2 separate regions of the Homo sapiens genome follow, and region 2 is linked to region 1. The links are chromatin contacts, found by Hi-C or POLR2A ChIA-PET in ENCODE. All regions are on one chromosome and are shown on one strand. Each heading gives the region's core, a stretch centred on a gene start or an enhancer-like site at or near the end of the contact. The rest is flanking DNA. Distances are from core to core; before and after follow the strand shown. Region 1 overlaps LOC105372948 (a long non-coding RNA gene). Region 2 has its middle 34 kb from the start of MIR650.

The links. A loop is a pair of places that touch in the nucleus more often than their neighbours do. ChIA-PET counts read pairs that join two places held with the same protein, here RNA polymerase II (POLR2A). Pooled maps may share reads with other maps.
Region 2: a pooled map shows a loop between it and region 1 (2.5-fold over the local background). The contact joins two enhancer-like sites. A Hi-C loop is called at or near these places in 1 of 168 maps with a recorded cell type or tissue (OCI-LY7), 4 of 37 single-sample maps with no recorded cell type and 7 of 50 pooled maps. POLR2A ChIA-PET finds 5 or more read pairs at or near these places in 3 of 52 experiments (CD4-positive, alpha-beta memory T cell, K562 and OCI-LY7).

What each region holds. Positions count from the first base shown.
Region 1 is chr22:22,854,110-22,859,046 of GRCh38, forward strand. The region is part of intron 2 of LOC105372948 (a long non-coding RNA gene); the gene reads right to left. It also overlaps IGL, the pseudogene IGLV2-5 and the pseudogene IGLV3-4. Among named protein-coding and RNA genes, the nearest start is that of MIR5571, 30 kb to the right of the region's middle. Within about 2 kb of position 1,747, at least 3 of the 41 ENCODE cell types and tissues checked have a DNase peak (open chromatin) inside an H3K27ac peak, as active enhancers do.
Region 2 is chr22:22,786,746-22,791,496 of GRCh38, forward strand. It overlaps IGL. Among named protein-coding and RNA genes, the nearest start is that of MIR650, 34 kb to the right of the region's middle. Within about 2 kb of position 1,611, at least 4 of the 41 ENCODE cell types and tissues checked have a DNase peak (open chromatin) inside an H3K27ac peak, as active enhancers do.

The DNA of each region.
Region 1 (4,937 bases), core at 497-2,996:
TCTGCTGGTAGAACAGGAAGATGAAGGAACCTGTGGCTCTAAAGGTGGGGTCTCCAGCCCTCAGTCTCAGCTGCCCATGGCCTCATCTGTGTGCACCTTGTCAATCCAGACCATGTGAATTAGAGGTGAAGGGAATTGAAGGACTTTCCCATTTTCTCCCATTTTCTCTCTTGGTTACAGAATGCACCCTTCCACATATACTGTATTAGAGCCTGTGCTCTACAAACATACCTGACACTAAATTAGTGACTTTTGAAAGTGCAGATAGGTACAGCAACCAGTCCCTCTGGAGACATTTCCCATAACATGAACCAGTGAACCCATCTCTGAAAGCCCTCATGTTTTAAAAGACAAGATTTTTGAATTTCAAGGAAAACTAAACCTTTGAAAAAAACATGATTCAAAAGAGAACCTTGCCACTTTCCATTCCTGCTTGGGCTGCAGTGAGGACAGATGCAGCAAGTGCTTCTGATGTCTGTGTCTGTTCCCCTGTGTGGACGCACATATCCAGGCGAGTTTCAGTGAGGTAGGAGACTTCGGCAGCATTGGCCGGGCTCTGGTTTGCTTCTGGTGCTAACGGAACATGGAAGAGAGGACAAGGTAGCGTGTCCTGAAGATCACATATTTCCTTTTTGCAGGAAGTGCCTGGGCTCCTGGAGTGTTCTCAGGGCTTTGATCCAGGCCACCGGCTCCGCAATCAACATCACTGATATTTCAGCAGGTCATTGACCTAATTCCATTTTAGTGCTATCTCAAATGGAAACATTATTTTCTTGTAACTATTCATATAGCAACATAGCACTTAAATATCTAAATAACACACACAGAAACAGTAGTCTCAAATGCAAAGCTGTCACCTCCCCACACCACACACTTTCTCACCCGAGCCCCTGAGCCCACCCTTCCCTCGGCCCCCCCTCTCCTGTGCTGTTAGAAATCTCTGTCTTCTAACAGGGACAGTGACACAAAACAGCCCCCCCTCCCGCCCAGCACTCACACCGCAGAGCCCCTAGTCCATCTCCTGAGGGAACGTTTACGTTTCTATTCTGACAGAGAGAAGTCGCCGTGAATGGAGTCTTTACCCCAAACCCAGGAGTTTCTGAGGAACACATGGGGTCAGCCACTGTCTGTGTGGGGAGGCTTCACCTCAGGGAGGCGCCCGGCTCTGGGCTGAGGGGGACTCAACGTGCACTAAAAGGCAGGACTAAGGCAAGTCCCGGGTCACAGTGTGAGGGACGCACGCGCCCTGAGGAGGGGTCCCTGGTGCTAGGCCTGACCCAATTCTAACCCCAGGCACCTTTCCTCAGCTCCTGTGGCCCTGGGACACCTCCCTACCCTGCTTCCCATGAGGCTGGTCACAGCTCTTGTGAGCACCGCCTCCTCCATGTCACACTTTTTCTGTCAACATTTTGAGGAGCCAGTTGGTTTTCTCCTCATTCCATGTTCCTGTCCCACCTGCCTGCTGGGGGTGGATTTATTTCATGTATGAGGTTTCCTCAGCCTGAGCCACAGCTGCCTCAAGGACACCAACCCTGTGGGACACTCCTCTGGGAAAAGCAAACAAGTGCCAAGAGGAGCATCTGAAGCTCTGGTGTGGGAGATGTCCTCCACCCTGGGTCAGGGGAGTCTGGAGGGGATGAGAAGGGACCAGGGGCCTGGGATTGAGCTGTGAAGGGAACCAAAAGGCAGGAGGGACAGGGCAGGGGCTGTCAGCTATGACTCAGGGGAGGTTCCTGGGCCTCAGGATCCTCCCTCTGAGGCCACCAGGGGGCGGGGGTGGCACATGCCTGGACCTGGGAGGTCCCTGCTGGGCTTCACCCTGGGTGGGTCCTAGGAGCTCCTTCCTCCTAAGTCCCCCTAAAGAGACAGAGGCATTCTGGGGTCCTAAATCTGTCATGCCCCCATAAATGCATTTCTACGAGGGCCAATAAATGAACTCCAGGTTTATCCAAGCAGCAGCTTCAGGCGTCTGCAGACACAGAGCGGGGAGGAATTAGCCAACCTGAGGCACCCTAGAAGGGCTGAAGGGGGCTGAAGGGGACTGAAGGGTCCCTGTGGGGCCTGTGGTCCTGGGGAGGGGAGAGCTGGGGTGTCTCCCAGCCACTCTGGGCCCTGTCCTGACACTTCTCCCACAAAGAAGGGAAGGGAAATCCTGGGACCCCACAGCCAGGACCAACCGTGAACCACAGGACAGGAAGGACAGGGACCCCCAAGGCTGGCTCCATTTCCCAGGCACTGTCATGGGCTGAGTCTCAGGAAATCCAAGTCAAGGAGTTTCAATCCCCCTGGCTGAGCCCCACTGTCCAAGGAAACAGAAGTCTACGGGCCCAGGCCCAGGTGAGGGTGGGGTAAGAAGAGGAGCTTAGGATGCAGATTTGCATGGAGGCCCCGCCCTCCTCTGAGGCATCAGGGTAAGACAAGGCTGGGGGCAGGCCCAGTGCTGGGGTCTCAGGAGGCAGCGCTCTGGGGACGTCTCCACCATGGCCTGGGCTCTGCTCCTCCTCACCTCCTCACTCAGGGCACAGGTGACGCCTCCAGGGAAGGGGCCTCGGGGACCCTTGGGCTGATCCTTGGTCTCCTGCTCCTCAGGCTCACCTGGGCCCAGCACTGACTCACTAGAGTGTGTTTCTCCCTCTTTCCAGGCTCTTGGGCCCAGTCTGCCCTGATTCAGCCTCCCTCCGTGTCCGGGTCTCCTGGACAGTCAGTCACCATCTCCTGCACTGGAACCAGCAGTGATGTTGGGAGTTATGACTATGTCTCCTGGTACCAACAGCACCCAGGCACAGTCCCCAAACCCATGATCTACAATGTCAATACTCAGCCCTCAGGGGTCCCTGATCGTTTCTCTGGCTCCAAGTCTGGCAATACGGCCTCCATGACCATCTCTGGACTCCAGGCTGAGGACGAGGCTGATTATTAGTGCTGCTCATATACAAGCAGTGCCACTTAACCACAGTGGTCCAAGTTCTTGGGGAACTGAGACGAAAACCTGCCCTGGGCTCTCAGGCTCCCTTTTTGCTCTGAAGATGTTTCCTCACCCAGTGCAACGGGCTTCCTGAAGCACAGCCTTGAGAATTCTTCTCCCTCAGCAACTCTCTTTTCCCACCATGAAATCCAAAGGAAACCTGCTCTGTGGTTTCTCATCCAGGACAGGGACAGCTTCCTTTTGCTTGTGTGTTGTGGTCCCTGAGTGGGTGCAACTCTTCCTAGCTTTTTAAATTATGGGAGGGTGACAATGAGCTCCCTGACTGGTGCAGTCCCTGCTGTTTTCAGGAACATCCTCATCCTAAATGCATCTGAATCTCCCACTGTGTGCAGACCAATCTGGACAGATGTTATTAGGGGGAGTTTCCAGAAGCCACATCTTACTCAACTCTGTATCCACCACACTCTGGTGAAGATGCTTTTTTGGTGCCCATCCTCTTGGGTAAAGTCCACTCTCTACTCATGACAGCCATGTGTCCCATCTTCTGAACTTGGGAAATTGCCACACCAAACCCTCAGGCTCAGGGCCCACATAGGAGCTCAGAAAGACGCACTGGGAAATGGAGAAGAGATCTGCATCCACCCCTCAGTGGAGAGACACCTAACTAGATAATAAGATAAGGAAGTAGGTTTGCATGATGAGTCTCCCCTTCTTATGATAAGAGAGACCTAGAGACCCCCTTCTCAGGTGTGCGCTCAGAGGCAGAACTCTGAAGCATCTCCACCATGGCCTGGACCCCTTTCCTGCTCACCCTGCTCACTCTCTGCACAGGTGCTGCTTCCCAGGGCTCAACCCCCACAGCACCAGGGAACAGCCTGGCCCTGACTTTCAGCTCATCACGGCAGTGATGCAGGGTATGGCACTCTGAGAATGAGACCCTCATCTTCAGACTCACCTCTCCTGTCCTCGCTTGCAGGTTTTGTGGCCTTCTCTAAGCTGACTCAGCTGCCTGAAGTGTCTGTGGCTTTGGGACAGATGGCCAGGATCACCTGCCATGGAGAGGACTTAGAAAGCTATTATGCACACTGGTACCAACACAAGTCAGTCCAAACCCCTAATCTCATTGTATACAATGATAGAAAGCTGTGCTCAGAGATCACTGAGCGATTCTCTGGTTCCTGCTCAGGGGGAACAGCCACACTGACCATTACTGGGGCTCACGTTGAAGACGAGGCTATTTTTGTTTTTCTGGAGATAAAAACACATTCATAGTGACACAGACAGATAGGGAAGTGAGGCACAAACCCCATCACCATCTGTATCACTCTCTTTCTTAAGCCCCAGGAGTATTGTGGACAAAGTCGTGAGCAGGGTTAGCCCAGCTCAGCTGGATGTGTGACCCCGAGGCACCTTTCACTCTAGTCATCCAGGAAGGCTCTACAGAGGGTGGGTCAGGAGAAAATTTGGGGCTGAAAACTAAGCTGTCCTGGTGTTGTTTAGCTAGGTATGAATTGGCTTAAGATGACCTGACTGGTAGGACAGTCACAGCAAGATAACCATTGAGTAATCATGTTGCCTGGATTTCCTTTTGTTTAATGACCAAACCTAAGGTAGCTCTCTGGTCCAAAATGCCCTGGATTAGTCCCCTGGACTCCTCATTCTTTAACTGAGACCTTTGATCCCAGCTGTCATGGCATCATGATGTCGTGAACAGGGAAGTCCATTGTAATGGCAACTGTGACATCAGGGGTCATTTACCCACTATCTACCCAAGGCCGCAGGGAATCCTTGGCTTCTCACAGCTTTTTCTCACTGGAAAATGCCATTGAGTGCAGAGTACTGTGTCTTCCAAGGATGTGCCCCCTCCATAATGTGGTTTGGGAGCAATGATTGCCTGATGCCTAGATTCCAAAGCCATGCTTTAATTCAGGATGACCTTGAAGTGCCTCCTGCTGAGTGCTCAATTGTAACACATTCCCAGAAGAGCCTCCCACACTTATTTTCTGGGACT
Region 2 (4,751 bases), core at 361-2,860, 68 kb before region 1:
TCGCACTGCAGGCATTTATTTAGTATAGAATTTACAACGGAAGCTTTGAGTAAATACTCTTGTGGATAATTAACATGGTTAAGAGAGTAGTTCTACCAATGATTAAAGCTCAGGTACCATGGTTTAAAGTAAATACCACTGGGGGCAATTTCCCGGGTCTACCTCCCCCCTCCTCCCCAAGAGGACTATCTGGCTCAAAGGCTAGTTAATGGAAGTAGGGTAAACAGACTTAACTGGGGAAGCCTCTATTGTCCCTAACATTTACCCTATGAGCTAATGCTCTAAGATAAGAAGCAGCTGCCTTCAGCCTGTTCAATTATTACAAGCTATGTAACCTTTCCGCCTTCCAAAAGGTTTGTGACTATTCCCTGTAACTTTCCCTAATATTTCCCTTTAATATTTCTGCCACCATCCTGAGTGAATCCCAATAGATGAGCCTGCGTCAGCATTGTGGGAAAAGGCTCTCGCTCTGGGCCCTCCTGAAGCAGGAGACTCGAGATGTGGGAATGCAGCATGAGAACATCTTGCTCTCCTGAGCATCTCCCACCAAGGGAGCTGGCTGCGGGTCTGTCCCTAGGATGTGGGTGCCTGATTACCAGAGTTCTAAGTTCTGTTAGAGTCCATCACCAAGGAAGTGAAGTCACTTCTTTAAGGTTCCGTACCCTCGGCTCCTTCCTTCAAAACCTACTCAGAACCCCCTGGGCTGCTGGCTGCTCACCCTCCCCCCAGGTCAGCTCCTTACCTGTACACAGGTAAGTCCACCCAGTGTCTGCTTGTACACCTGTGCCTGATGTGCACCTGGGGCCTGGGAATCCACTTAGGGCCTGTGATCCAACAGGGGCCTAATGTTGATTAAAACTAATTTTGATTATTCCTATGGAGAAGGAAAGGCCTTCTAGCAATAAGAAGCAGAGTTCCAAATCAAATACGTAAAAATGATCAAAACCTTGTAAAAGAAAAGTATCTTAATTTTAATCACTGAAATGTTAACTTTTTGATAAATATTTAAGGTTATAATGAAAAATAAAACAATACTAATAAAATAACAGTTGCAGGAAATGCTATTGAGTTTCTTGTTTGTGGTTTGAACACTGAAAGGTCCCACCTAGTTATGGTCATAATTTCCTACCTTAATCTTCTTGTTCTTATGAGTAATAGAAAAAAACACAATGACGATGAATGTGATGATGGTTCAAATACACAACTGAAGTTTAGTGGCAGAAACATCAGGTGCTCCCAATTACAGTGCAGCTGTTCTTACTGAGGTGAGAAAAAAAATCTTGTTTTCAATACACACGGGAAGCAGGAGTGCACGCGGATATGACCGCATTTCTCTGAACTTATGTTTTTCACAGAAGAGCTACAGTTTATCCTGCATTCTCCGTTCTGTGATCAAAAACCATGGAACAGAGAAGAGCATTTCAACCTGAGACTCAATTATAAGAATTGCGTCTGCCCCACCTCCCTGCAACCATATATGCCACCTCTCTGTGCTGAGCCTGAGGGGTTCACATATGGCACAGACTGAGGCTGGACTCAACAGTCCTTACCCTCGCAGGTGACAGGCGTTCTGGGGTCACTTGGAGGAGGGAAGCTCCTGGGCTCTGTCTTCTCCACCAGCAGGGGGCAGCACAGCTGCAGACAGAAGAGAGGCTGAGGCTGCCCAGAAGGAGCCTAAGAGGGAGGCCAGCCATGAAGGCTCAAAAGGTGTCCAAGGATCAGTCCTCAATTTGGAAGTCCAGTAAAGTGCATCCTATCCCCTCGGGCTGCAGTAACTCCGTCCTGACTGTAAGACTCATGCAGCGTCACTCAGGGCACTGACAGGAGCCCAGGGACAGTGAGAGCCTCACCTGGGAAATGCAGCTGGAGGCGCCTGGGCCCCGGTGTCAGCCTGGGGAGCTTCCACAGGGCTGGGATTCCCTGGGAGACGCCCCGAGGTCAAGGTGCTCTAGGAGGGGGCCACAGTGTGAGAGGACAGGGTTTCCAGGGCCCAAGCCCTTCACCTAGTATTGCTGCCTGAGCCTCCTGCCACTCTCATGGTCTTGTCCCTCTCTGATCAGCAGCATTCTGGGGAGCTGAGCCCTCAGTCCTGGGCACTTCCAGAGACCTCCCCCCGCCACCCCTTCTCCCTCTGCCTTTCCTTCCAGCTCCAGGCATACTGTGACTCAGGGGGCAGCTCCTGTGCTCAGGGGAGTCTCACGTGGGTGGGGTGGTGCACTCAGGACCCTGGCTCCAGGATGTGGCATTTCCAGCCTCCTTGAGGAGATGCTCTCCACAGGGAAGGGGATTCTCACCTGCCTCAGGCCAGAGCTCTGGCCACGAGGCTGTCCTTGGCTCAGGGACAGGATACACCTCATTGCAGGAACCAAGGACCACCCACCCTGCAGACCCCACACCCTGTCCAAAGGCTGTGTCCCTGGGATGCTTACAGCGACCATGGGGCTTAAAGTTGAATTTCCCATCAATATTTCATGTAAACTTGCAAAAAGCACAAGAAAACCACACTGGGCTGAGAACTCTGGTGCTATTTTGCTGCTTTTTACAAGTTTACATAAAATATTGATTGGAAAAATAAACAATGGCAGAGCTGAGGATGGCAATGGCTGGTCTACTGTGGGGATGGGGATGGCCTAGAAGTATCAGCCCCATGGGTGAAATGAGACCAGACGTCCTGATGACTCCACATGGGTGAGTGGTTCCTTAAATGACTCAACTATTCTCACTGAAATAGTTAACTAGTGTCCTAATGACACAATCCATCATTTAGATGAAATGACCAGGATGGGACATTTCCTCCAGCCAGGAAGACTGTGGACAAATTCATGAACTGGGCTGGCCCAGTTCACCTGGGTCTGAGACCCCCTGGATCTGAGTCCCTCCAGCCCTCCAGGCAGGCTCTGAAGAGGGGGCGTCAAGAGTGGATTTAGACTTAGGTGACCAGGATGTATTGGGGTTTGAGGACTCAGCTGTGACTTAGGGAAATGGGGCCTGATTGAATCATCAGACTGAGGTAGACATCCATCAGCTGGGCTCTGGATTTCCATTGGTCATGACAAGCCAGTCCTTGGCCTGAATATCCTGGATCAGTCCCCAGAACTGCCCAGCTCAGGCTCAAGTCATTCTCTACAGAAAAACCAGTGGAGTGGACACTGTAGGATCTGCCCAGATTCTTTCTTCTGAGCTCACCCACCCAGCACTGCTGGGAGCTTGTGGCAGCTGAGAGCTGTGCCTTTCCTGGGAAGTGTGGCTCAGCGCAGAAAACTGCCTCCTCCAGGTTTATGCCCTTCCTCAGCAAGATTAGGTTTCATGACTGCCTGAGGCCAAGTTCTCAAGACTCTGCCTCAATATAGGAGGAAATGAAAATCCTCCCAGCTCCACAGCTCCCTGTAGGAAAGACTGAGACCTCAATGTGCGTCAGGGTCTCTTTCCGCCCAGTGTTGCCTCCCTCACATCCTCTGTGCATGAATTCCTCATCTCAGAGTCTGCTTCCAGGGAACCCAAATTAAGATCACCAGCCATCCCCAACATGGGCCATGCGGAACCTCAGGAGGCCACTGCACACTGGAAAGCGCCCATTTATTCCTAAATTAGCACTGTGAGTATCCAAATGCCCAATGAGATCTGAGTGTTTCTTGCATTTGTATGGAATGGAAAGGGAGCCTGACTTGCCAGGTGCTCTGGGTCTGAGGGAGAGTTGGAGTCAGATCTCCCTGCAGGGAAACCCGGGACAGGAGGAGAAGCCTCACCCCATGCAGGGACCACAGATGCACCCACAGGGTGAGCTGCAGGATGGACACTGCCCACAGGGTGAGCTGCAGGATGGACACTGCCCACCTCCACCCTCCATGCCCTGTAGAAAAAATCATTCTTTCCACCCCTCCTTCAGCCTATCAAAGTTGACACTTAAAAAGCCACCACACCCCACCCTTGTCAACAGGAAACCCATTCACATCTCCATCAGCCACACAATCTCCAAGATTCTTCAAAAAATAATAACACTAGCTATGCAAAGTATATGATATATATCATAAATAATTGTACCTAGATTATATATGAAAATGATACTTTTTGATATGCTAGGTAAATAAAATATATTATTTAAACTCATTGACTTCTTCTCTTTGTATTTATAATGCGATGACTAGACAGTGGGATTCCCATGAGGCTCACATCATATTGTGATTGAACAAGGCTGGTCTGCAGGGCTTCAGGTTACAGGGGCTGTGGAGTGACCTGGTGCAGGAAACCCCGTCTCCATCCATAGGACATCAGTGTGAACCCAGGGAGAGGCGCTGGTATGAGAGATGAGAACACAGGTGTGAACCACCTGCTTGTGCAGGGGACTGAGCCTTCACTTTGAGCCAAAGAAGTTTCTTTTCCTATCTTCAATCCTGAACAAGAGGGCTTTCTGGACTTCTTTTTGTTTTCAGATTTGTGCCCCTTCAGGTTTGGGGCTGTCTGGAGTCCCAGCCAGAGGACAGTGAGGAAATCCAGGAGTCTCACACTGACTCTGTTATATTTCATCTGCTGGGGCCATCCCAAACTGCTGTGTACCATTTCCTTTCCTGGTGCTCAAATAGCTGCTCCATTCACCTGTCATGGTTTCAGAGATGAATCTAGGTGGGAAGACAGGACAGTGTATGTTATAATATTTAAATGGAAGCTGATTCCATTAATATTTATTTTAATATGAAACATTAAAAGAATTTTGTTATAGGCTATAGGGAAAGATGAAAAGAGATTAAAAGTAT